Linked DNA regions of Homo sapiens: region 1 is linked to region 2. The links are chromatin loops, found by intact Hi-C in ENCODE. Cell type or tissue: HepG2. All regions are shown on one strand. Links, peaks and the distances in the headings refer to the core of each region. The heading gives the core; the rest is flanking DNA. Region 1 has its middle 300 kb from the start of PCSK5. Region 2 has its middle 180 kb from the start of OSTF1.

Region 1 (12,240 bases), core at 2,450-10,449, 320 kb before region 2:
TGCAGAGTTGGGAATTTATATACATATGATGACTCCAGATTGCAAGTGGCAGAATACCATTATAAAAATTCTTCTCAAAATTCATAACATTGGGTGCAAATCATAAAAACTAAAATAATTCTTTTTCTCCTACTGCCTATTCAAGTGTACTCATGAAAGGAGAATGCCTCTTTATAGGTTGTTCTAGCAAATTCCAAGAGAAGATATTGATTAGCTAGTTTGGGTCATAGGCAAAAATCAGACCAACACTATGGCCAGAGGGGGTAGAGTATACTGGCCTCCTGGGTCATGTGACCACATCCATTACCAAACCATGGAGAATAAGAATAGGAAAGGAAGAGTTCCTTAAAGAGACATTGAATAGAAAAAGAAAAAGAAAATAAGTGGGTCACTACAACAGCATTATTTTGTTTCATCCTGTTATCATCTCTATGAAGTAATATTTACCTTCATTTTGTGACTTTAAAAAAAAATAGGTCTACAAAGGTTCAGTCATTTGCTCAAGTAACTTGGGTAGTAAAGAGAAGCTGGATATCAAATCCAAGTCTGCCTGATTCCAAAGCACCCTCTCTGTTCTGCTATGATACAGTTGGAAAGGGAAACTGCAGAAGGTGCTAGGCTTAACTGGTACCTGGTTGCCTCTGGTGGTTGCAACAGGGAATCTCACACATGGCTGCATGGGGGTGTAGAGTGAACACTTGGGAGGAATCTGATCATTAGATTTGGAACTAACCAGTTCCTGTCCAGGAAGCTGACTATATGAAGAAAAGGAGTTTAAAGTGTTATCTAATGGGTGTCTTGCTCCATTTGGGCTGCTATAATAAAATGTCATAGGCTAGGTGGCTTATAAACAAAAGAAATGTATTTCTCAGTTCTGGAGGCTGGGAAGTCCAAGATCAAGGCAACAGTAGATTCAGTGTCTGGTGAAGGCATGCTTGCTGGGTTGTAGATGGCACCTTCTCATTGTGTCCTCACATGGTGGAATAGGCAAGGATCTCTCTGGGGTCTCTTTTATAAGGGCATTAATCCCATTCATGAAGGCTCCACCACTGGGACCTAATCACCTTCCAAAGACCTCAACTCCATATACCACCACACTGGGAATTATGTTTCAACATATGAATTTGGGGGAGATGCAAACATTCAGACTATAGCAAATGGAGACCGCAGGCTCCCTGTAGCCTACTCCATGGATAAGGATAGAGGGATAGCAAGATTAGATCATCAGACAGACAGTCAAAAAAACCATGTCAATGAGGAAAATGGGTGAAGCAAAAGGAGTAGGGTGAATCTGAGCAGCCCCTGAATAATTTTACTGAGGAGGCAAGTGCATCATGCTTCCTAAGATGACCTTAAAAGGTTATTTCTTTCCTTATTGGTTTCTAGGTGGCTCTAAGCATGCTATTCCTGTGAGAGTCAGGAGTGATTATTGAGGAGAGATTACCGTAATATTTAACAAGGTATTGAGCCCACCAATCATAATGTTAAATTTTTAGTTGGTGGAGGCATGAGAGGAACCAATGGAGGTAGTCAGGGCACCAAGGCAAAGAAAGGGGTGGATGGGAGGGATGGACAATGGCTGTTTATTAATTAGTAGGGTAGTATTTCAATATTTTTAACAACCGGTAAGGCCATTATGGATGTTTGACTGATGAACAGACACTCTAGATCCACCCTTTTCCTTGTGAGAGCCAGGAAGTGGCAACCACTTTTCACTAGAGTCTCCCTCTTCCCGTTGCCAGGCTTCTTGGGAGTCTGGTCTACTACAGGTAGACCGGGGGGAAAGAGCTGATATCCAGACACACACCTATTTCCATGTGGCTAAAGCAGGCTCTTAATGTTTTCTAGATGTGAAGGCATTTCTCTGATGTTCATTCTCATTAATCTTGATTTTTTTTTCTCTTTTGCTCAGAGTAGCTGTCTCTGTATTTCACTAGAGGCTGAAGATGAACAAAAAGCTCACACCAGATGCTCATGCATATTTCTGCATGTGTACTTGAAAGAAAAACCTTTCGGAGGAAGCAGTTTCTGCCAGGCCAAGTTGTGGAAGGAGAAAATGAAACCTGAAAGGTTGAAATGAAGGACAGAGGTAGAGGCAGGGACCAGGGGAAAGAGTTAGTATGAGAGTTGAGAGGCAGTCAGGATGCAGGTAGGTTAATTAGAGCCAGGTACAAAAGTAAGTCATGCCCAAATGGACTAGAAAAATCAATGATATATAGAATCTGGTAATTATAGAGGAAGCAGAATCCAGGATGTGGTAAAGTATCTAGAAATCAGATCTATACATCCTCAGTGGAAGCAAACAGGCATAGTGCTTGCCTCAGAGTCAAGACATTTTATGAGATGAGCTGTAGACAACCTGGTGTATCAGCCCCCAAGACACTTGAGTTCTTTATGTTCATATAGGTCTCCTCGAAAGAAAGGTGGAGAAGGCTGAGTTGGACTAGATCAGGCTGGATTGAGTTGAATTGAACTGACCTCCAGTGGCTGGATCTAGTCTGGCTGAGGAGACAGGCCTGATAAACACAACCAGAGGGTCAGAGAAGAAAAATCACATAACTTTCCACACTCTGAGAACAGGTTGGAAGAGGAAAAAGAAAACATTTGATTTCTTAATCACCAGATCTGGCCCCAAGCGTCTTGTGTTTAATGTCTGAAAAGAGTATCTGGTCTGCCAACTTTCTGTTTTGCACAACTGCCCAAATGCATTACAGCTGTTCGTTAAAAAGCTCCTGATTCTAAAGCAACTGCACATCTTAGTCCTGTGATTTGAATGCCATAGGAACTTTTATGTTCTTTTTTTGGAAAAATCTAATAATCTCCCTTTTAGAAGTTGATTCCTCTTCAGTGAGCCAGAGTTATAGGTCTTCCAAAATTCAGTCTGTGCTTACACAGGTAAGTCTAGTTCTACTAGACTTAGGCCATTTAGGGCTTCCACTTCTAGTGACTGGAGATACATTTACTCCACGATCTTAGAGCACTTCGGCACACGGACAATCTAATAGTATGTCCTGGAATAAGTTGGTGTTCACCAGAAAAACGTGGAAAAGATTTTTCTGGTTTACTAAACGCTATTTTTACATTTCTTCTTTTATTGTTTGCTTTTTTGTCCCTACACAGAGAAGCCTTCTGAGATTTCCTTACAAGTCTTATTAATCTGAGACGACTTTACATTGGCCATCTACCCTATAATAATGTTAGAGTTCAGCTGAGCATGAAACATTTTCATGGGTTATATGCAAAGAAATGTAGCAGAAAAGAAGACTAGAGGAGTGACTTTATAAAACCCAGTTCCAAGGCCAGGGACTGATGTATTTCTACTGTAAAGGTCATCGGCAGTGGAATGCAGGAGGAATTCTGCTCTAGAAGTCATTTTAAAGGCTATCCGTCCATTTCAGTAGCCTGGTGGACAAATGAAATTTAAAATGCATAGGAAATTACGATATATGGAAAAACCAGTAGCAGCAGAACCAACTGGGTAACATCATCAACCAGTTCTACATGTGGATTCAGAACCGCAGCCACTTTTTTGAAAGAGAATTAGCATAAGCAAGGAAGGTCAACTGCCTCCACAGCCACTCTGTTAGATTTTGAGTTTATTCTATATAGTTAGAATTAGTGGTAGAGAAAACTAGGAGAGGCAGAAGGTAGGAGCAGTGTCAGGGTTACCATTGATGCCCAACCTAAAAATATATAAACAGGATTAACATACCAAATTTTGTCTAGAATCTGGTTGGCAGCAAAGGACACTGGATTCTAAGTAGAATCCTGGCAATATTTTGATCCCACTGGGGAAGGGACAAGGCTATTCATAATTAGGATGAAGACAGAAACTGACCCTTCAGTTCTTAAACATTTGGACATCAACTCTGAGCAATTAGAGAAGTCAGAGCTAGCACAACATAGCAGGTGCTGCTACTTGGCTCATTCCAAATACATTACATCAATATCAAGCAAGAAATGATTAAATATTAAGGAAGAGTGGATGCCAGAATGTAATAGTGTCCATCTTCTAAATCAGTGATTCTCAAATGTAATGTGCACAGGAACCATCCGGGGATTTTGTTAAATATGGATTCTGATTCAGTAGGTCTGGGCAAGGGCTTGAGGTTATGTGTTTCTAATAAACTCCCAGGTGATACAGTTGGCCCATGGACCACACTGTGAGTGGCAAGGGTCTAGAGCAGTGGTTCTCAACCACACTGGCCACACATTAGATTTGAATAGTGCTGATAGCTGGGTTCCATTTCTGGAGACTGATTTAATTGCTCTGTATTCAGCTTTGGTTTCCGATGGTCCAAAAGCTCCTGCAGGTGATTCCATTTAGGAATCCATTTATAGCCACTTCCATTGGCTCTCCAGGGGTTTTACAGGTTTTTAAAATTAATTTTATTTTTACTTCTACCATTAAGTTCTCTACTGATTCTTCTGGGGACTGTAAGTGTTCAGAGTTTTAGGCACTCTGGGTATTTTTTCAGTCATGGAATATTTCAGAGTAATAAATCTTATTAATTTTTTATTTTGTAATTTGACTTGGAAGTGATGACACTGTATATCCCAGAGATTTTTGTTTGTTTTGCTTTTAACTTTTTAAAAACTTACTATAAAATGGACCTTTCAAAATAGTTCTTTATAACCGTAGGTAGATTGGAAGTTTATATATTCTGTTTCAAAAAAAAGCATTTCTTGTCTTCAGCAGTCTTCTCACAGACCTCTTCCATTGTGTCCATTTACTTGTGTTGCTTGGATTGCACCCTAATGATGTATTTGTTCTCTCATTGCCCTCATTGGCTTGAGCCCATTGCAATAGCACATTCTTAGGAAGTTGATGCCTTGTTTAATTCCACATATTTCTCTTCTTAGAGAGAGGGGGTAAACAAGGACAACTATCAGTTACAAGATGTGTGGAATGCATAGATAATCTAGCACTCTATTGGGAAGATTGTTTGTATGAAGAAGCTCCAGGAACTCTCTCTCTCCACTTAAATCATCCATTCTCTTAAATCTCACTTCTTCCTAGCCCGCCAGCCTCCTCCACACCCATTTCACCCCTCTTCACTATCATCACAGAACAGAAGGTTTGCATCAATTAACAGACTGGCTTACGAGCACTTTGACTCTCTACTAGGCTTTTTTTCCCTATTTATTGTCATTCTGTAGCATTCCAGAGGCTATTTCATCTTGGGCACAATGCCTACAGTTGGGATGGGCTGCCACCAAAGGGATCCTGGTTATGTCCTTGGGGTATGAGCAGCTTGATTTCTCCTGAGCAGAGATGAGTCAAATGTATGTGTGATTTTCTTCAGGAATTTTTTTAAAATAAAATTTTAATACAAAAATATATGGTTATTTTTCAGTGGACCGTACAGTGGTGTTTTTCAGATGAAAATCATTACTTATTAGGTGAATGGTGAAATAAATTGGTGATTCTTGACCAGCATTGTCTTTAATACGTAAGAAGAATGAAGGAGGGAAGACAAAATATTATAGAATACCCCACATTGTAAGGGTAAGTGTATGGTAGACACACCTGATAGCAATAACTTAAGTGTAATCTGAGAATGTGGTTGCACCTGATCCACATAAACTGCATGCATCTTACAAATGAGAACAGTTCTCCTGTTCAGCCCACTGTCACTGGAATGCTTTGTATGTAAGTCCCCTCAATTAAACCCCGTGTTTTGTTTTTTGGCTCCAGGTCTCTTCTTTGGCCTCTCAAACCTGGTGTCATCCCTATTAAAGCCAGCAGGGGGTCTGGCATGAAAGTAAGTATTATATTTTTTCAAGAACTGAAACTCCTGTTTCAGTTATATACCTGTAAATTTTATTTTTGCCGTTAGTTGTGTTTTAAAAGATTGAAAGCCATCATCTTAGAGCCATCATCTGTCAGCTTACCTTTACTCCAAATCTTCCAAAAACTATAACAACTTAGTGATAATTTACTATGACTTCAAGATTCAGATAAGAAGTCAGCCAGCTGTTTTGGTACAAAAAGTCGATCTGCACTTATATTCTTTGTGACCCCGCTCATCGATTAAATCCTCAAGTTTCTATTTCTAATCAGGTTGTAACATTGGATTTTGTTTGGTTCTCTTTTGTCTTGTCTCTCCTTATTGCTTATTGGACTTCCTAACCATAGAGCTCTTTCTATTCTGCAGTTTACTTATTTTTTCCCCCAATCACTTTGAGACCCTCTTCAAAGTTTTTTGAAGCTGTTGTTTCCTTTATAGGAGAAAGGAAGCATCAATGGTAAAATAAAAAGCTGGAAAGGAACAGAAATCCTGTAGGTCATCTGTGTTCTGGACTGCTGTTACCTTAGGGAGTTCACAAAGGGTGTCCCATGGGGTAGGATGGTTTGAAGGGAATCGCTTTGGATCCTCTGCCTTCACATATTTTCTTTCCTAAAATTGGTTAGACTGAGAACATCTTACAGTCAAGCCATTTCTTTCACAGTTGCCCTCCTCCTCTTCACAGAAGAATAGCTCAAGTCCCACTGTATCTTAATATGGTGCACTGCTTCAGGGTGTAAAAACCTACAAGGCACAAAATGAATTTAAAATGCTGGTGTGTGAGTGTCAGGAAAGTGAATGACCTTAAAGACTGAGTAACAAATTCATGTGCATATCAGGTAGTTTCCTAATCATACTTTTAAAAAATGGAAAAAGAGCAAATTTGTGCTGATTCTAGATCATTAAAAATAATTTTTCAAAATATATCATGTGATTTTTGGCAAATAGTTCAAAAGGAGTTCTAAAATATAAATGGCATTATTGTAATAAAACTATTCTCATTTACATAACAGGTAAGCCATCATAGATTACATCTATAAAAATTAAAAACTACAACAGAAAAGGTGCTGAGCTCTTTTGAAAATAACAAGAAATATTCATACTAATGTGAATTAATCAGAAAATGCTTCTATCTCCTTAAAAGATTTATTTCCAATAAACTTTTACATTTTGTATTTGATACTTTTTATAATTTATATACATTTATGTTGTTTTGAGTACCTGCTGCTAATCATCGTAATGATAAATTAATGAAAAAAATTAACCCTTAGAGCCTTACAGTTACAGGAAGTATATTGATATGTCAATTTCAGTTTAATTTCATATATTTTTTCCATGAATTACTCAATAAAGGCAATTAATTAAAACCTTTCCATTCTAAATATATATTACATTAGGATAAAATTCAGAGTGGGAAATGTAATAAGAATACACTACTAAAAAGTGCTTGCTCATGTATTTTTTAATGAATGATGATAGATATAAATTCATATGACATTTAGATTATATTTAATACATTTTAAAACATAGCAATTTAATTGTAAATATCAATATTAATATCTTTTATAGCTATTTACCTTTATGACAAAAAATTTAGATACATAAAATATAGAAAGGGATACTTTTTGAAAATAAGTTTTCAAAATTTTTTAGAGAGTACACACAAAAAAAGAGTCACTGATCTAATCCTCTTACGGCCTATTGTCAGGAATCTATGAGACCATCCCAATATAAGAATATTTATTTCTTACGAAAAATCCTTTTATGAATCTTCTCCTTTATAATTTTCCTAGTAATAAAATATATGCTGAGTGCAGCCTTTCATCACCCAGGGTAGTCTGAGTTGGTATGCTTGATATGAGTTGAAATATTAACTGTCAACATTGACAGAGCAAGCAGCATAAAATCAGGTCTACATCAACTTCATAATTTAGGATGTTGCTCACAGCTGGGGATTATTAGCAGTGTGGTACATTTGGTATCATGATACTTTAATTAATAATTCCTAATAACCAGGCACTTTTTTTTTTTTTGAGACAGAATTTCACCCTTGTTTCCCAGGCTGGAGTCCAATGGCACGATCTCGGCTCACTGTAACCTCCACCTCACAACCAGGCACTTTCTTTAGGGGAGTATGTACAGCACCAACAGGTAAACGAAATTTTAAAAATGGCAAAAAAGTTGAAATCAGAATTTGTTCTATTGTTTAAGATCTTGCACTCTGCTCAAAGATCTCCAACAGTGATGGCAAAAAATACATAAAGGTATTTTTTCCTAATAATGAAGAAAATTGACGTGGGAAATACCAGTGGATAAGAGTTTTCAAAACTTTCTTAAGAAACAAAACCCAGTAGAAACTAATAGAGGTAGCTAGTTTCTGATGCTATCCAGGAAAGGAAGGAATCAGACATACAGCAAAGAGGCTGTGGATTTAAGACTGAAAAGTGGCACCAAAAAGGGGGATTACATTGAAAATGTGTGTGATGAACTGATATCCCATAACTTTTATCCAGGTAAAACTAAATAAAAGGATATTTCCTTAAGAGATAACTCAATTAAAAATTTCTAGTTTTTATATAATTTTTTAAACTTTTATTTTGGGTTCAGGAGTACGTATGTACATTTGTTATATGAGTAAATGGCACGTCACAGGGTTTTTGGTGTACACATTATTTTGCCACCCAGCTGACATGCATAGTACTACATAGGTAGCTTTTCAGTCCTCACCCTCCTCCCACCCTCCACCCTCAGGGAGGCCCTGGTGTCTTGTTCCCTTCTTTGTGCCCATATGTACTCAATGTTTAGCTCCCACATATAAGCGAGAACATGCAGCATTTGGTTTTCTGTTCCTGTGTTAGTTTGCTTAGAATAATGGCCCTCAGCTCTATCCATGCAAAGGATAGTTTTAATTTTTTGTTGTCTTTTGGTCTTGAAATTATCTCTTTCCTTTGGAGTCACCTCTCCTGATGATTTACCTTGATTCAACTTTAGTTAGCTTATTGACATTACATGCTACAAGCTTTCCACAAAAACCGTTGATCCTTGATTACCTGTTCTCTCTTGAGAGTGAGGCAAAGGGCTGAGTAGAAGTTATGTGTGCATGGAGGAGGTTTGCCAACTAGAAGGTTCTGCTTTAGGATGAACAGTTACACTTAGATACCCCTAATTTTACAGTAAGGAGACCTGTGCTGTTGGGTCTTAATACTTGTGTCTGGAAGGTAAATTGAGGAAACTTCTAAGAATGTAGAACAAAGAGATAAAGAGTCAGAAACAAATGAAAGAAAAGAAAAAATGACAGTAAACTTTTATGTGGGAGACCCAACATCTGTCTAATGAAAATTCTAGAAAGACAGAATACAGAAAATAGACAGAAAAATTTCAAAGAAACAGAAGATAATTTTCTATAGCTAAAGAAGCTAGAATGGGGCTCTTGAGTGCCAGTGAAATGGATGAAAATAGCCCCATAAACATATGATCATGAAATTTCAAAAGACCAAGAATAAACAAAGGATCCTAAAAGCTTTCAGGTCATGTACCAATAATCATGATTATAGTGGCTCCAATGTTTCATCAACAACTGAATTCTAGAAAACTAAGCAATGTGGTCAAAGTACTGAGAGGACTGTATTCAGCCAGTCTCTCAATCCTGTGCGAAAGGCAAATAAAGATACTTAGAGAAACGGAGAACTCAGAATTCTTACCTCCCACTACACTTTCTAGGACATAATTTGAAGATGCACCTTAGGAAAATGAGGGAGAAAACCCAGAAAGAAGAAAACATGCGATCCAGGAAAATGAACCTAATTCAGGAGAGCAGAGTGGGGAAGTCCTGGGATGACAACTTGGCAGTAGAAACAGAGCACAACCTCAGGTTCTGAGATCTCTGTGGGAAGAAAAGGGAGAACGTGGATAGATTTCTAGCACCTCACAAACTTTCTTACATCACGGCATGAATGTAAAATGGCAATATTTGTCTAGCACAATGAGCTAAATAAAGGAGGCTTCATACCCCTGATGAGCCTTGGGTTTGCCTGACCCCAAGGCTGAGGTGTCAACTACTGATACCATCAGTAGTTGGAAAGCTCTGAATTACACAGCATTATTAAAGCTTGGATAACTTCATAATATGACAAAGACAACTGGTGATTTATTTTAAAAAGAGAGTAAAAAAATACAATCGAATCTCTGACAGAAACAATTTCTTTGGAGTGATATTGATTCATGGAGAAAAAAATGATATGCGTGCACTGTTTGACTCTGCAGCAGAAAATATTTACATAGTCATAATATGATATTATGATTTATTGATTTTTCATCTTTTAGAATCAAGGGTACATCAAAGGAAAAAGGTATAAAATGTAAATATTCTTAATATTGACAATATTAAAGGAAAGATATAGCTGATTGAGGTTGAACAATAAAAAGAGAATGCGGATATGTGGAAGGAGAATAATGATTTCGTCTTATTAGTTTGGGAGCCAAGAGATGCTGTCTATAAACTGAAAGCCTTTCTGCAGATTTCTGCCATCTGCCTTCAGCTACTGAGTTCTTAAGGAGATGGAATGTCAAGTCTTTAACCCTTGGATGTCCTTGATTGAGGGAGAAGCAGTGTGAAAAGGAGAAGCACCAGCCTCCAAGGTACCAAATGGGTGGAAATTAAAAACAACTGAAAATGGCATTGGAGAATTCCCTAAGAAGAAAAAAAGACAAAGATGTCTTGTTCCTACTGCCAAACTGCTAATAGGCATTCAAAAAATGCTAAAAAATGAAAGAAGGGTAGGGGTATTCATATGCTTTGGCTCTGTGTCCCCACCCAAATCCCACCTCCAATTTTAATCCCCATCATCCCCATATTTCAAGGGCTAGACTAGGCAGAGCTAATTGGATCATGAGGGCAGTTTCCCCCATGCTGTTTTCATAATAGTGAGTTCTCACAAGATCTGGTGGTTTTATAGGCATCTGGCATTTCCCCTGCTTGTACTCACTCTGTCCTGCCACCCTGTAAAGAAGGTGCCTGCTTCTTCTTTGCCTTCCGCTATGATTGTAAGTTTCCTGAGGTGTCCCCAACTATGTGGAAGTGTGAGTCAATTAAACCTCTTTCCTTTATAAATTACCCAGTCTCGGGTAATTTCTTCATAGCAGTGTAAGAACTGACCAATACAGGTAGATTGCAGTTTATTAAAGAAGAAACAGATTTTAAAATCCTTTTTAAAGTTTTATAGATGGATTACATAAATACGAAGAGAGGTAGGGGAGATGAGTAGTGATATAAAACAACTAAATCCTCATATCCTCATGATTCATGGCAGGAAGTCAATGAACACTGTCTAATTTTGATATTTCAAGAAGCTGCACCATAAACATATAATTTAGACATATGGGAATAACCCCAAAAGAAATAAAAATGGAAGAAGTTTACTACTGTGCCCCCAATGCCTAGAACAGTGGTTGGCTGACTGTATATGCTCAATAAATATTTGCTGAAAGAATAAATTTTCTGAATGATGTGCAGGAATGGAGGAGGAAATGAGGGACTCTGACACTGTTGCTGATATTCATTAAAAGCCTGCAGCAGTTCCATTTTTCCCTCTTTCCTTGCTAACAGAATCCAGATTTCTACTCCTGAGAGAAAGTGATCCCATCTCCAACCAAAGAGCAAATCCTGATTAGCCTATTAAATCAAGGTAATCCTATACTTCTAACCAGTGACTGGATTAGAGGATGACCAATGAGATGTGAAGGAGGGATTATTGAGAGGCAGCTTCACTCTTCTTTCTCTCAAAATTGATATGTCTGAATTTGATATCTGGACAGATATAACTCTCTTGTGACAAAGAAGAAGCTAGACTGAGGAAAAGAGCAATATTCACAGAATGGCAGAACAAAAAAAGAACCTGAGATTTCGATGATGTCATTGAATTAGCAATTAAATACATTAAATTCTCAACTTAACATGTCTTGAATGTGAGATAATAAATTTTCCTTTTTGTACCAACTAGTTGCGTTGGGAACTTCTGTTATTTGCTCTCAAAGCATAACAACAGATAAAAGTCCTTCTGGACTTTTTGATACCAATAAACATATGCCTGTGTTAATGTTTATAAAAATAAATCAAATAAGGCTATATGTAATTTCATCCAATAAAAATAGAAGAGTATTTTTTAAATTTTTTATTTAAATTGCTGGGTCCCCTAAATTTTGGTGGCCAGGTATAATTTGTTAGCGTTGCTACAAAGGAACATCTGAGGCTGGGTAATTTATTTTTTAAAAGAATAGGTTTATTGTCTTATGGTTCTGCAGGCTGTATAAGAAGCACGGCACCAGCATCTGAATCTGGTGAGGGCCTTAGACTTTTTCCACTCATGGCAAGGGGGGAAGAGCAGCCGGTGTGTGCAGGGATCACATGGTGAGAGAAAGCAAGAGAGAAGGGAAAGGTACCAGGCTCTTTTTA
Region 2 (12,240 bases), core at 1,886-9,885:
AACCTCAAAAACACACTAAGTGAAAGAAGCCAGACACAAAAGACCACATATTCTATGATTCTCTTTTTATGACATGTACTAAGTGTACAGAGACAAAAAGCAGAGTAGTACTTGCCTGGAGTTAAGGGTGACAGCAGGAATTGTCTGCAAAGAAACAAAAGGGAACTTTTTGGGGCAATGGAAATATTCTAAATCTGGATATGGTGATGGTCACACTACTCTATAAACTGGCTTAAAAGGGTTAAATTATATATTTACAAAGGATTAATGTTATGGTATGTAAGTAATACCTCAATAAAGCTGTTTTTAAAAAGAGAAAAAATCCATATAAGCATGCAATGAATTATATGTGAAGTAACTAAAATGAGGAATGATTTCAAGTCACTGGTGAAATGTAGGAAAGGAGACTCTTCTTTGCCTTAAGTGGAACAGGATTTATAATATTGAAATGTAGAAAAGAATTGTTATCAGAGCACTTTTGTTTGACACTTAATTTTACATATCATATTAATGTAAGCATTACTGTGTATTAGTATTCTGTTTTTAGAATCAGCTTGTTGAAAGAACTTAATTATGGTTACAAAAAACACATGAAAGTCATCTCCCTTAATGACGTTAAACCATGGCACAGCTGATCAGATGCCTTAGTCCGTTAGGGGTACCATAGCAAAATACCATAAACTGAGTAGCTTATAACAAACACTTAATTTTCACAGTTCTGGAGGGTGGGAAGTTCCTCAAGGTGCCAACAGATTCAGTGTCTGGTGAGGGCCTACTCCCTGGTTCACAGAAGGCATCTTCTCCCTGTGTCCTCGCATGGTGGAAAGAGACAAATCTGGACTCTTAACTCCCTTATAAGGGCATTCATCTCATTCACTTGGGCTCTATCTTCATGACTAAATCATATCCCAAAGTTCCCACCTCCTAACAGCATTGTATTGGGGATTAAGTTTCAGCATATGAATCTGGGGAGAATACAGATCTTCAGTTCACAACCCCAGAATTGGAGGGAGGTTGAAGACAGGGAAGGAGATATTAACAACTCATCTGTAAGATGAGAGGGAGTTGGAGTTTGGGGACATAGTTGAAAGTTAATAAAGGCAAAGAGAGTCGTTTGATTATAATATTAAAATTGTAGAGATAACTAATAGAGAAACTAAAAATAGTGATTTAACCATCAAAACTCTGGAGACAATGGTGTACTGGGTGAGGTGAGTGAGCTATACCCTCATATATCATTATCAGATCTCAGAGCATGAACAATCTCTGGAGGTGCCTTAGTTCCCACCTTTGAGAGCTAAAATAGTTGGGGTGCTCCTAGATTCCTGTAGACTCTTCTACTTCTTTAATAGAACTGTGCTCTCTGCTGCTGCTAAGTTTATACTGGTTTTTAAACTTTTTATTACATTCAATCCAAGGGACACACAGTAGAAGAATATATGAAGATGAGCATATTCTATTAACTGAATAAAGTAGATTATAAGAACAGAGAGCTTATTTTCCCCCCTTCTAGGTAAAGAAAACCCCATTAGCAGTACATTCCACCCTCTACCCACAATCCTTTCACAAAAAGGAGAAGTGACTGGGTTTGAAAATAAAATAGATATGCATAGCCCAGCACTTTCCCCCTTCAGATGTCCAGGGAGTGAGCTATGAAAGTCCAGGTTCTTTTATGACTTCCAATGCTGTTAATTTAAAAGGAGACGGCCTCACATGAAGAGACTCCTGTAATCCAGCAATATACTTTTGAAATACGTGTGTAGCTAGATACGGAAGTCGATCGTCATAAGCCTCAGCATTAGGAAGTCCTCCTGCCTACAGCTGTAAAACCACCCTGCAATCTAGATTTTATTAGTAATTCATGTGACACTTTGACCTCAACCTGCATTAAATCTCTGTAGTTAATTCTCAATGAATGCTGCAGAAGGGGGTACTATTTATGTTATTTCCATAAAGATCACATACTACCTGTATAGATGCTCCTCAACTTACAATGGGGTTACATCCTGTTAAACCCACTGTAAATTCAAAATGCATTTAATACACCTAATCTTCTGAACATTGTTGCTTAGCCTACCCTTCCTTAAATGCACTCAGAAAGAACACTTGCATTGGCCTATAGTTGAGCAAAATCACCTGGCAACACAGTACACTACAGAGTATCGGTCGGTTACCCTCATGATGGTGTGTCTGTGGCTGACTGGGAGCTGCAGTTCACTGCCACTGCCCGGCATCATGAGAGTGTATTGCAGGGCATATCACTTGCCCAGGAAAAGATCAAAACTCAAGGTATGATTTCTACTATATGTATATCACTTTCACACCATGGTAAAGTTGAAAAATCATAAGTTGAACCATCATAAGTCAAGGCCGTCTGTACTACTTTCCCACTTTTGAAATGTGTGCGTGTGACAACACAAGAAAAAAAGTAAAGGACTGGAAATAGACATGCTAACATATAATCAGTAACAATTGCTGGGTGATGGTGGAATAAGTAAGGCTTATTTTCCTCTTTTACTCTTCTGGGTTTCTTGAATTATTTTCCTCAAAAAAATCTGCATTAATTTTATTATCAAAAAGAAAAGTATATGTTCATTTTTGGAAATTTAAAAAGCTTGGGCCACATCAGGAAAAGGCATGATGTCCAAAATCAAGGACAGAGAGGAGACACATTTGTTTCTCAACAGCCAACTGAATTACAACTTTAAAACATTCTTACAGATGTCAGATAAGACCTTGTCTTGGGCTGACCAATATCATCTTATATTATCAAAATGCTTATAGTCAGCAGTCACCAGTGCCTGGATTGGTTTCACATACTTTTATAGCCACAGTTAGAAACTTTCTGATAACATTTTAGTAAACTCTTGAGTAACTTTGGAGAGAGAATCATCATGCTTCAATTCATTATATGCAGATCAATAAAGAGAAGTAGGAATAGCACAAAATATAATCCTAGTATAGTCTACCCTGCTGTTAAGTAAAGCTGCTTTCTTTTTTCATTGCCCAAATGTATGGCTTGCACCCAACTAGTCACTGCTTGGGGCCAGAGTTAGAAAATTTTCTCTTCCTAATTTATGTTTCATTGACTTTTTATGGTGGCAGATATTGATCTCGCTTTGTGTGCCATCAGATCAAATGCTGCAACCCAATTCAGAGCCAAGATCATGACTTTCAGTGATCAGCCTTTAATGTGCAGGAAAAAATGGAGGTGGAAACATGATTTATTTTCCTTTTGCAGGCTTTTTATTATAGACACAGATGTTGGGAGCTTTCTCAGCTACAGTCAGCTGTGGAATGGGGCAGGTGAACTGCCCTGCTTTCCTGGAGTGCCACAACCATAAAACAAACTGAACATTCCAGGAATGACTCATTTGATTAGAAGAGCCAAAAACCAGCACTAAGCAAAAGCAGAAAAGAACAAAGATCATTTTTCATTAGGGTTACTGATGGTCCCTAGGCATGGTCAAAGAAATGATGGAAGAGGCCACGTGCGGTGGCTCACACCTGTAATCCCAGCACTTTGGGAGGCCAAGGCAGGTGGATCACGAGGTCAGGAGATCGAGACCATCCTGGCTAACATGGTGAAACCCTATCTCTACTAAAAATACAAAAAAATAAAAATAAAAAATTAGCCAGGCATGGCGGCACTAGTCCCAGCTACTCGGGAGGCTGAGGCAGAAGAATCACTTGAACTCAGGAAGTGGAGGTGGCAGTGAGCCGAGATCATGCCACTGCACTCCAGCCTGGGCAACAGAACAAGACTTCATCTCAAAAAAAAAAAAAAAAAAAAAAGGAAATAGAAATGATGGAAGAATGATTGTCTGTTTGTTATATAAAATTAGAGACACAGGAATATCATTAATATATTTGTTCCAGAATTGATAGCAAGAATGGCTTGACTTGGCTTAGGCCGTATCCTTTTGTTGCTTATAATCCTTTATTAGTTTCTCTGAACATTTTTTAAAGAGACTGACTTCATTAGTAGAGCAGAACCATATAAGTTAAAGTCTACACAATGCATTCCAAGAGATGGACATGATTATGTTGGGCTAGAATGCCATTATAACAGACATGAGGAAATATGTAGATTATCTCATCCCTGGAGACCTTACAGATAACTTCTTGTGGTACTGGGATTTGTGGAGTGAATTCCCATTGCCTTGTTACACCACTGTGGAAGCTAAAAAAGAGAATGGGACATTTTAGAAATTGTGCATCACTGAAGAACAGGAGTATTAAGAAGAAATTTAGGCTGGGCGCAGTGGTTCACACCTGTAATCCTAGCACTTTGGGAGGTTGTGGCAGGTGAATCACCTGAGGTCAGGAGTTTGAGACCAGCCTGGCCAACGTGGTGAAACCCTGTCTCTACTAAAAATACAAAAAGTAGCTGGGCGTGGTGGCAGGCACCTGTAATCCCAGCTACTTGCGAGGCTGAGGCAGGAGAATCATTTGAACCCGGGAGGCAGAGGTTGCTGTGAGCAGAGACCACACCATTGCACTGAGCCTGAGCAACAAGAGCAAAGCTCCATCTAAAAAATAATAATAATTTTTATAAAAGAAACAGGTTTCTTTGATTCCCATCTGGAATTGGAAAAAAAAAGATGGAGAACACAAATAATGTTGGGTTAGGAATATGTGTGTGTTTGTGTGTCTTTAAAAGCTTTAAATAACTCCAAGTGATTCTAACACGTAGACAAAGCTGACAACTATGGCACTAGGTCCATCCCTCTTGGGATATTCTGAATTGGACAGTGCAGTTGCTTCAAATATAACAGTCATTGGCACAAACATTTAAATTAGAAATGTGTTGTCTCCCTACAGCACCTAGCTAAGCAAATATTAGTTCCTCCAGAAACATTTATTGAAATAAATCACTGATTTTAGCCTGAGAGTGGGGTCACTGTGCAACTTAAAATGTAAACAAGATTTTCTCAAATCACCAGGCCCCATACTATAGAAGGGCCACTGCCTTTACTAATATTTGTATAAATTCCTAGGAGATTCACATTCCCAAAGTCACCTCTGGCCCCAATTTCATGACTCTGCTGAATTTTAACTTCAACAATTCCAAAGCATCGAAACACATAAGACCCTCAGCAAGAAAGCATTCTATTCTGCATCACACAAACAGAAAATCCCTATTAGACATCCCTGTTTTTCAAGTCCTTTGTTATCCTGAGGCCAGAGATTCCTCACTTATTTTGTCACCTCAGGTGACTTCGCTGTCTTATGTGGCTGATGGCTGTTCCCCACCTGCCTCAAATCACTCCTCAGACCCCACCCACTCCCAATTCCCAGGTCTTTCCACTCAGAGAACAGACCAGCTCTTTGCTACCCCTGCTGCCAAATAGCTTCAAGCCCAACTCTGCACCTACCCATTTAGGTGCTCAGTTTAATGTGATGGCTTTTTTTAATCCTTTTTAGCAACACCAATGACTAGGAGAGACTCTAAGATTATAGCTGTCAACACTGGGCTTCAATTGGGGCTAATGCTGCCCCCTTGTGGTAGAAGTGAGAATGCTAGAGATGCGTAATGCAATTACGATTTCCCCAATATTATTCTTTCAGATTTTAAATGTATCTAAAAACACATCCTCAGTTGGACAATCTACTACTATCCCACCTTTAATTAAAGACTTTATACAGATTGATTAGGTACTTCTAAACTTTGATGCCAATGACTACTAGATAGACAGGAAATGTTCATGTACTAATACTTGCTATGTGGTCATTTATCTCAAAATTGCTCAGTGCAGACTGTATAAAATCAAAAGGCATCTGGTTAGCAGCTGAAATTCACTTATCAGGAATTCCAGCCTCCAAAGTATTTTAGTAAGAACTTCAAAGATGCTTACCAAAAACACCAGAGGGTTTCTTAGCATAAAGAATATTAGAAATCATTTTTCTCTGGTGAAATAAATGGAAATAAGTAAAATTCAGGATATATCATGGGTTAGAAAGATACTTGGGGCCGCACTAACCTTTCTTAAAACAGGAGAATAAAATCAGCAATCCCAGTGTCTTAATATCTTGGGACAATCCAGGGCTGTATTTGGTCCTATGTCCCTTTCACACTGCAGAAGACTATCAATTTACCCAAATAAGAAGTTCACATCTACTCACCAGAATGGTGTTGCATTGGCTCACAGGAAGCCTCTCATTCAAGATGCTTAGAGAAATGCCAAAAGTCGGAGAATAAGGCACTTTCTGGGCTTACAAGAATAGGTAGGTAGTATAACTGTTTTAATGTATCTTTACTCATTAAAAATGGGAAGGTTTGGTAGAATTTGGTTTAAGGCTATCTTCAATACAAAATGCCACCTGGTAAGAAAGTTGTTGAGAGAGGGCAGAGCAAAATGGCGGAATAGAAAGATCTACCAATCATGCCCTTCACAAGGACACCAAGTTAACAATTATCTATACAGAAAAAACACCTATTCATAAGAACCAAAAATCAAGTAAGCACTCATAGTACCTCCTTTTAACTTTATATCACTGAAAGAAGCACTGAAGAGACTAAAAACAGTCCTGAATCACCGTTGTGACCCCTTCCTCACTCCCTGCCTTGGTGGCATGGTATGGAGGGATTCTCTGGGTGCTGGGGGAGGGAGAATACAGCAATTGTGATGCACTGAACTCACTGCTGTCCTGTCAGAGCAGAAAGGAAAACCAGACCAAACTCAGCTGACACCCACCCACAGAGGGAACATTTAAGCCAGGCTTAGCCAGAGGGGAATCACCAATCCCAGAAGTCTGAGCTTGAGTGCCTCCAAACCTTGCCTCCAAGGGCTATAGCACTCTGTCTCCAAGTAAACTTGAAAGGCAATCTAGGCCATAAGGACTACAACTCTTAGGCGAGTCCTAGGGCTGAACTAAGCCCAGAGATAGTGGACACCAGCTGTGGCAGCCAAGGGAGTGCTCGCATCATACCTCCTCTAACCCCAGGCTACAACTCACAACTCCAAAAGAGACCCCTTCCTTCCACTTAAGGAGAGGAGTGGGAAGAGTAGGAAGGATGTTGTCTTACATCTATGATACCAGCTCAGCCACAGCAAAATAGGATACCAGTCAGAGTCATGAGGCCCCCATTCGAGGGCCTAGCTCACAGATGACATTTCTAGACACACCCTGGGCCAGAAGGGAACCCACTGCCTTGAAGGAAAGGACCCAGTCCTGCCAGCATTCATCACCTGCTAACCAAAGAGCCCTTGGACCTTAAATAACCAGTAGTAATACACAGGTACTACGTAGAAGGCCTTGGGTGAGCCTCTGAGACTTGTTGGCTTCAGGTGAGACTCAGTACATAGCCAGCTGCTGTGGCTATGGGACAAAACTTCTGCTTGAGAAAAGCAGAAGGAAAAGTAAAAGGGACTTTGTATTGCACCATAGGTACCACCATCACCACAGGGGACTAGAGCACCAAGAGGGTTCTTGGGATCCCTGATTCCAGGATGTGACTCTTGGATGGCATTTCTGGACCTAACCTGGGCCAGAGAGGAACCCACTGCCCTGAAGGGTGAGTCCCAGGCCAGGTAGCCTTCATGACAAGCTGACTTTAGAGACTGTGGGCCTTAAGGGAAGATGAGTGTTAGTCTGGCAGTACTCACCATGGCCTCGGTTGGTAGTAGCTACAGGGTGAGGCTCCTCTGCTTCCATCTTGTGGCATAAGTGACAGCTTAGCCACACTGCAATAGAATATCAGGTAGATGAAGGCTTTTGACTCTAGTACCCCACTCCCAAACAGAACTTCTGGGCCCACCTAGGGCTTGGGGGACCTCTCCCTAAAGGGAAGGACATAGGCCTGGATGGATTTGCCACCTGCTAATTATAGAACCCTAGGCCCTTCAGCGAACATAGGCAGTAGCCAGGGACTGGTTACAGCAGGCCTTGGGTCAGGGACTGGTTACAGCAGGCCTTTCTGAGACACAGTGCTGTGCTGGCTTCAGGTCTGACCCAGTGCAGTCATAGTGGTGGTGGCCACAGGGGTGCTTGTGTCACTCAGCTTTAGGTGACTGATAACAAAGAAAGAGACTATATTTTTAGGAGAAAGTAAGAGAAAAGAACAAGGGTCTCTGACTGGTAATCCAGAGAACTCCCCCAGATCTTGTCCAAGACCATCAAGGCAGTACCTCTGTAAGTCTAAGTCTGCAAGAATCACAGCATTATTTGACTTGGGATGCCGCCAAAAGCAGATACATCTTAAATCACAGCACCCAAGTCCTGTCAAATATCTAGAAAGCCTTCCCAGGGAGGACAGCTACAAATAAGCTCAGACAGCAAAGGCTAAACTAAACACCTAACCCTTTCAATGCCCAGACACTGAAGAACATCTACTAGCATCAACACTATCCAAGAAAACATGACCTCACCAAATGAAGTAAATAAGGCACCAGGGACCAATCCAGGAGAAACAGATATGTGACCTAGACAGGGAATTTAAAATAGCTCTATTAAGGAAACTCAAAGAAATTCAAAATAACACAAGGAAGGAGTTCAGAATTCTACCTGATAAATTTAACAAAGAGATTGAAATAATTTAAAAGAATCAAACAAATTCTGGAGCTGAAAAACACAATGGACATAGTGAAGAATGCAACAGTCTTTCAATAGCAGAATTGATCAAACAGAAGAAAGAATTAATGAGCTTGAAGACAGGCTGTTTGAAAATACAGTCAGAGAAGACAAAAGAAAAAAGAATAGAAAATAATAAAGCAACCTACAGAAACTAGAAAATAGCCACAAAAGAGCAAATCTGACTGGATCTGGGAAGATGGCTGGCTGAATAGGAACAGCTCCGGTCTGCAGATCCCAGCGAGATCAACACAGAAGGCTGGTGATTTCTGCATTTCCAACTGAGGTACCCGGTTCATCTCATTGGGACTGGTTAGACCATGGGTACAGCACACGGAAGGTGAGCAGAAGCAGGATGGGGCATCACCTCACCCAGGAAGTGTTTAACAGGCCGGGAAACTCTCTCCCCTAGCCAAGGGAAGCCATGAGGGACTGTGCCATCCAGCCCAGATACTATGATTTTCCCACAGTTTTTGCAATCTGCAGACCAGGAGATTCCCTCACGTGCTGACATTACCCAGGCCCTGGGTTTCAAGTACAAAACAAGGTGGCTGTTTGGGCAGACACTGAGCTAGCTGCAGGAGTTTTTTTCATATCCCAGTGCCACCTGGAACCCCAGTGAGACAGAACCGTTCACTTCCCTGGAAAGGGGGCTGAAGCCAGGGGGCCAAGTGGTCTTGCTCAGTGGGTCCCACTCCCAAGGAGCCCAGCAAGTGAAGAACCGCTGGCTTGAAACTCTTGCTGCCAGCACAGCAGTCTGAAGTCGACCTGGAACAATAGAGCTTGGTGTAGGGGAGGGGTGTCCACATTACTGAGCTTTAAGTAGGTGGTTTTCCCCTCACAGTATTAAGGGAGCTGTTGGAAAGTTTGGACTGGGCAGAACTCACTGCAGTGCAACAAAATGGCTGTGGCCAGACTGCCTCTCTAGATTCCTTCTCACTGGGAAGGGCATCCCTGAAAGGCAGCAGCCCCAGTCAGGGGCTTACAGATAAAACTCCCATCTCCCAGAGCACCTGGAGGAAGACAAAACTGTGGGTGTAGCTTCAGCAAACTTAAACATTCCTGCCTGCTGGCTCTGAAGAGAGCAGCAGATCTCCCAGCACAGCGCTCGAGCTCAGCTAAGGGACGCACTGCCTCCTCAAGTGGGTCCCTGACCCCTGTGCCTCCTGAGTGGGAGACACCTCCCAGAAAAGGTTGACAGACACCTCATACAGGAGAGCTCTGGCTAGCGTCAGGCAGGTACCCCTCTGAGACCAAGCTTTCATAGGAAAGAGCAGGTAGCAATCTTTGCTGTTCTGCAGCCTCCTCTGGTGATACCCAGGCAAACAGGGTCTGGAGTGGACTTCCACTCAAACTCCAGGAGACCTGCAGAAGATGGGCCTGACTGTTAGAAGGAAAACAAACAAACAGAAATCAATAACATCAACATCAACAAAAAAGACAGCCACAGAAAAACCCCATCCAAAGGCCATAAGCATGAAAGATCAAAGGTAGATAAATCCACAAAGATGAGGGAAAACCAGCAGGAAAATGCTGAAAATTCCAAAAACCAGAACGCCTCTTCTCCAAATGATCACAACTCCACTCCAGCAAAGGCAAAAAACTGGACAGAGAATGAGTTTGATAAATTGACAGAAGTAGGCTTCAGAAGGTGGGTAATAATAAACTCCTCCTAGCTAAAAGAGCATGCTCTAACCCAATGCAAGGAAGCTAAGAACCTGGAAAAAAGGTTACAGGAAATGCTAACTAGAATAACCAGTTTAGAAAAGAACATAAATGACCTGATGGAGCTGAAAAACACAGCACAAGAACTTCATGAAGCATACACAAGTATGAATAGCCAAATCGATCAAGCAGAAAAAAGGATATCAGAGATTGAAGATCAACTTAATGATATAAAGTGAGAAGACAAGATTAGAGAAACAAGAATGAAAGGGAATGAACAAGGCCTCCAAGAAATATGGGACTATGTGAAAAGACCAAATCTACGTTTCATTGGTATACCTGACAGTGATGGGGAGAATGAAACCAAGTTCGAAAACACTCATCAGGATATTATCCAGGAGAACTTCCCCAACCTAGCAAGATAGGCCAACATTCAAATTCAGGAAATACAGAAAACACCACAAAGATACTCCTCGAGAAGAGGAACCCCAAGTTTCACCAAGGTTGAAATGAAGGAAAAAATGTTAAGGGCAGCCAGAGAGAAAGGTCAAGTTACCCACAAAGGGAAGCCCATCAGACTAACAGTGGATCTCTCTGCAGAAACCCTACAAGTCAGAAGAGAGTGAAGGCTAATATTCAACATTCTTAAAGAAAAGAATTTTCAACACAGAATTTCATATCCAGTGGAACTAAGCTTCATAAGTGAAGGAGAAATAAAATCATTACAGAGAAGAAAATACCGAGAGATTATGCCACCACCAGGCCTGCCTTACAAGAGCTCCTAAAGGAAGCACTAAATATGGAAAGGAAAAAGCAGCCACTGCAAAAACACACCAAAATATAAAGACCAATGGCACTAAGAAGAAACTGCATCAACTAATGTACAAAATAACCAGCTAGCATCATGATGACAGCATTAAATTCACACATCACAATATTAACTTTAAATGTAAATGGGCTTAATGAGCCAATTAGAAGGCACAGACTGGCAAATTGGATAAAGAGTCAAGACCCATCGGTGGGCTGTATCCAGGAGATGCAGCTCACATGCAAAGACACAATAGGTCAAAATAAAGGGATGGAGAAATATTTAATAAGCAAATGGAGAATATGGCTGAATAGGAACAGCTCCAGTCTACAGCTCCCAGTGTGAGCGACGCAGAAGATGGGTGACTTCTACATTTCCAACTGAGGTACTGGGTTCATCTCACTGGGGCTTGTCAGACAGTGGGTGCAGGACAGTCGATGCAGCCCACCGAGTGTGAGCTGAAGCTGGGCAAGGCATTGCCTAACCTGGGAAGTACAAGGGGTCAGGGAATTCCCTTTTCTAGCCAAGGGAAGCTGTGACAGACGGCACCTGGAAAATCAGGTCACTCCCACCCTAATACTGTGCTTTTCCAATGATCTTAGCAAACGACACACCAGGAGATTATATCCCGTGCCTGGCTCAGAGGGTCCCACGCCCACGGATCCTCGCTCATTGCTAGCACAGCAGTCTGAGATCGAACTATAAGGTGGCAGCGAGGCTGGGGGAGGGGTGCCCACCATTGCTGAGGCTTGAGTAGGTAAACAAAGCAGCCAGGAAGATTAAACTGGGTAGAGGCCACCACAGCTCAAGGAGGCCTGCCTGCCTCTGTAGACTCCACCTCTGGGGGCAGGGCATAGCTGAACAAAAAGCAGCAGAAACCTCTGTAGACTTAAATGTCACTGTCTGACAGCTTTGAAGAGAGTAATGGTTCTCTCAGCACAGAGTTTGAGATCTGAGAACAGACAGACTGCCTCCTCAAGTGGGTCCCTGAACCCCAAGTAGCCTAACTGGGAGGCACCCCCCAGTAGGGGCAGGCTGACACCTCACACAGCCGGGTACCCCTCTGGATGAAGCTTCCAGAGGAACGATCAGGCAGGTTCAGCAATATTCCCTGTTCTGCAGCCTCTGCTGCTGATACCCAGGCAAACAGCGTCTGGAGCGGACCTCCAGCAAACTCCAACAGACCTGCAGCG

The links. A loop is a pair of places that touch in the nucleus more often than their neighbours do. Peaks named below come from ENCODE experiments on the same cell type or tissue, not always from the same donor. Only the 100,000 strongest peaks of a DNase experiment are listed, where the experiment ranks them.
Region 1: it touches region 2 in a loop (4-fold over the local background); 4 of 110 quality-filtered maps call a loop at or near these places.

The regions. Positions count from the first base shown.
Region 1 is chr9:75,582,522-75,594,761 of GRCh38, reverse strand. No RefSeq gene overlaps it. Among named protein-coding and RNA genes, the nearest start is that of PCSK5, 300 kb to the left of the region's middle. In HepG2, for the core only: a CTCF peak has its summit at 5,738; no DNase peak of the experiment used is centred there.
Region 2 is chr9:75,258,927-75,271,166 of GRCh38, reverse strand. No RefSeq gene overlaps it. Among named protein-coding and RNA genes, the nearest start is that of OSTF1, 180 kb to the right of the region's middle. In HepG2, for the core only: a CTCF peak has its summit at 5,492 (motif pointing left); a DNase peak (open chromatin) is centred at 5,496.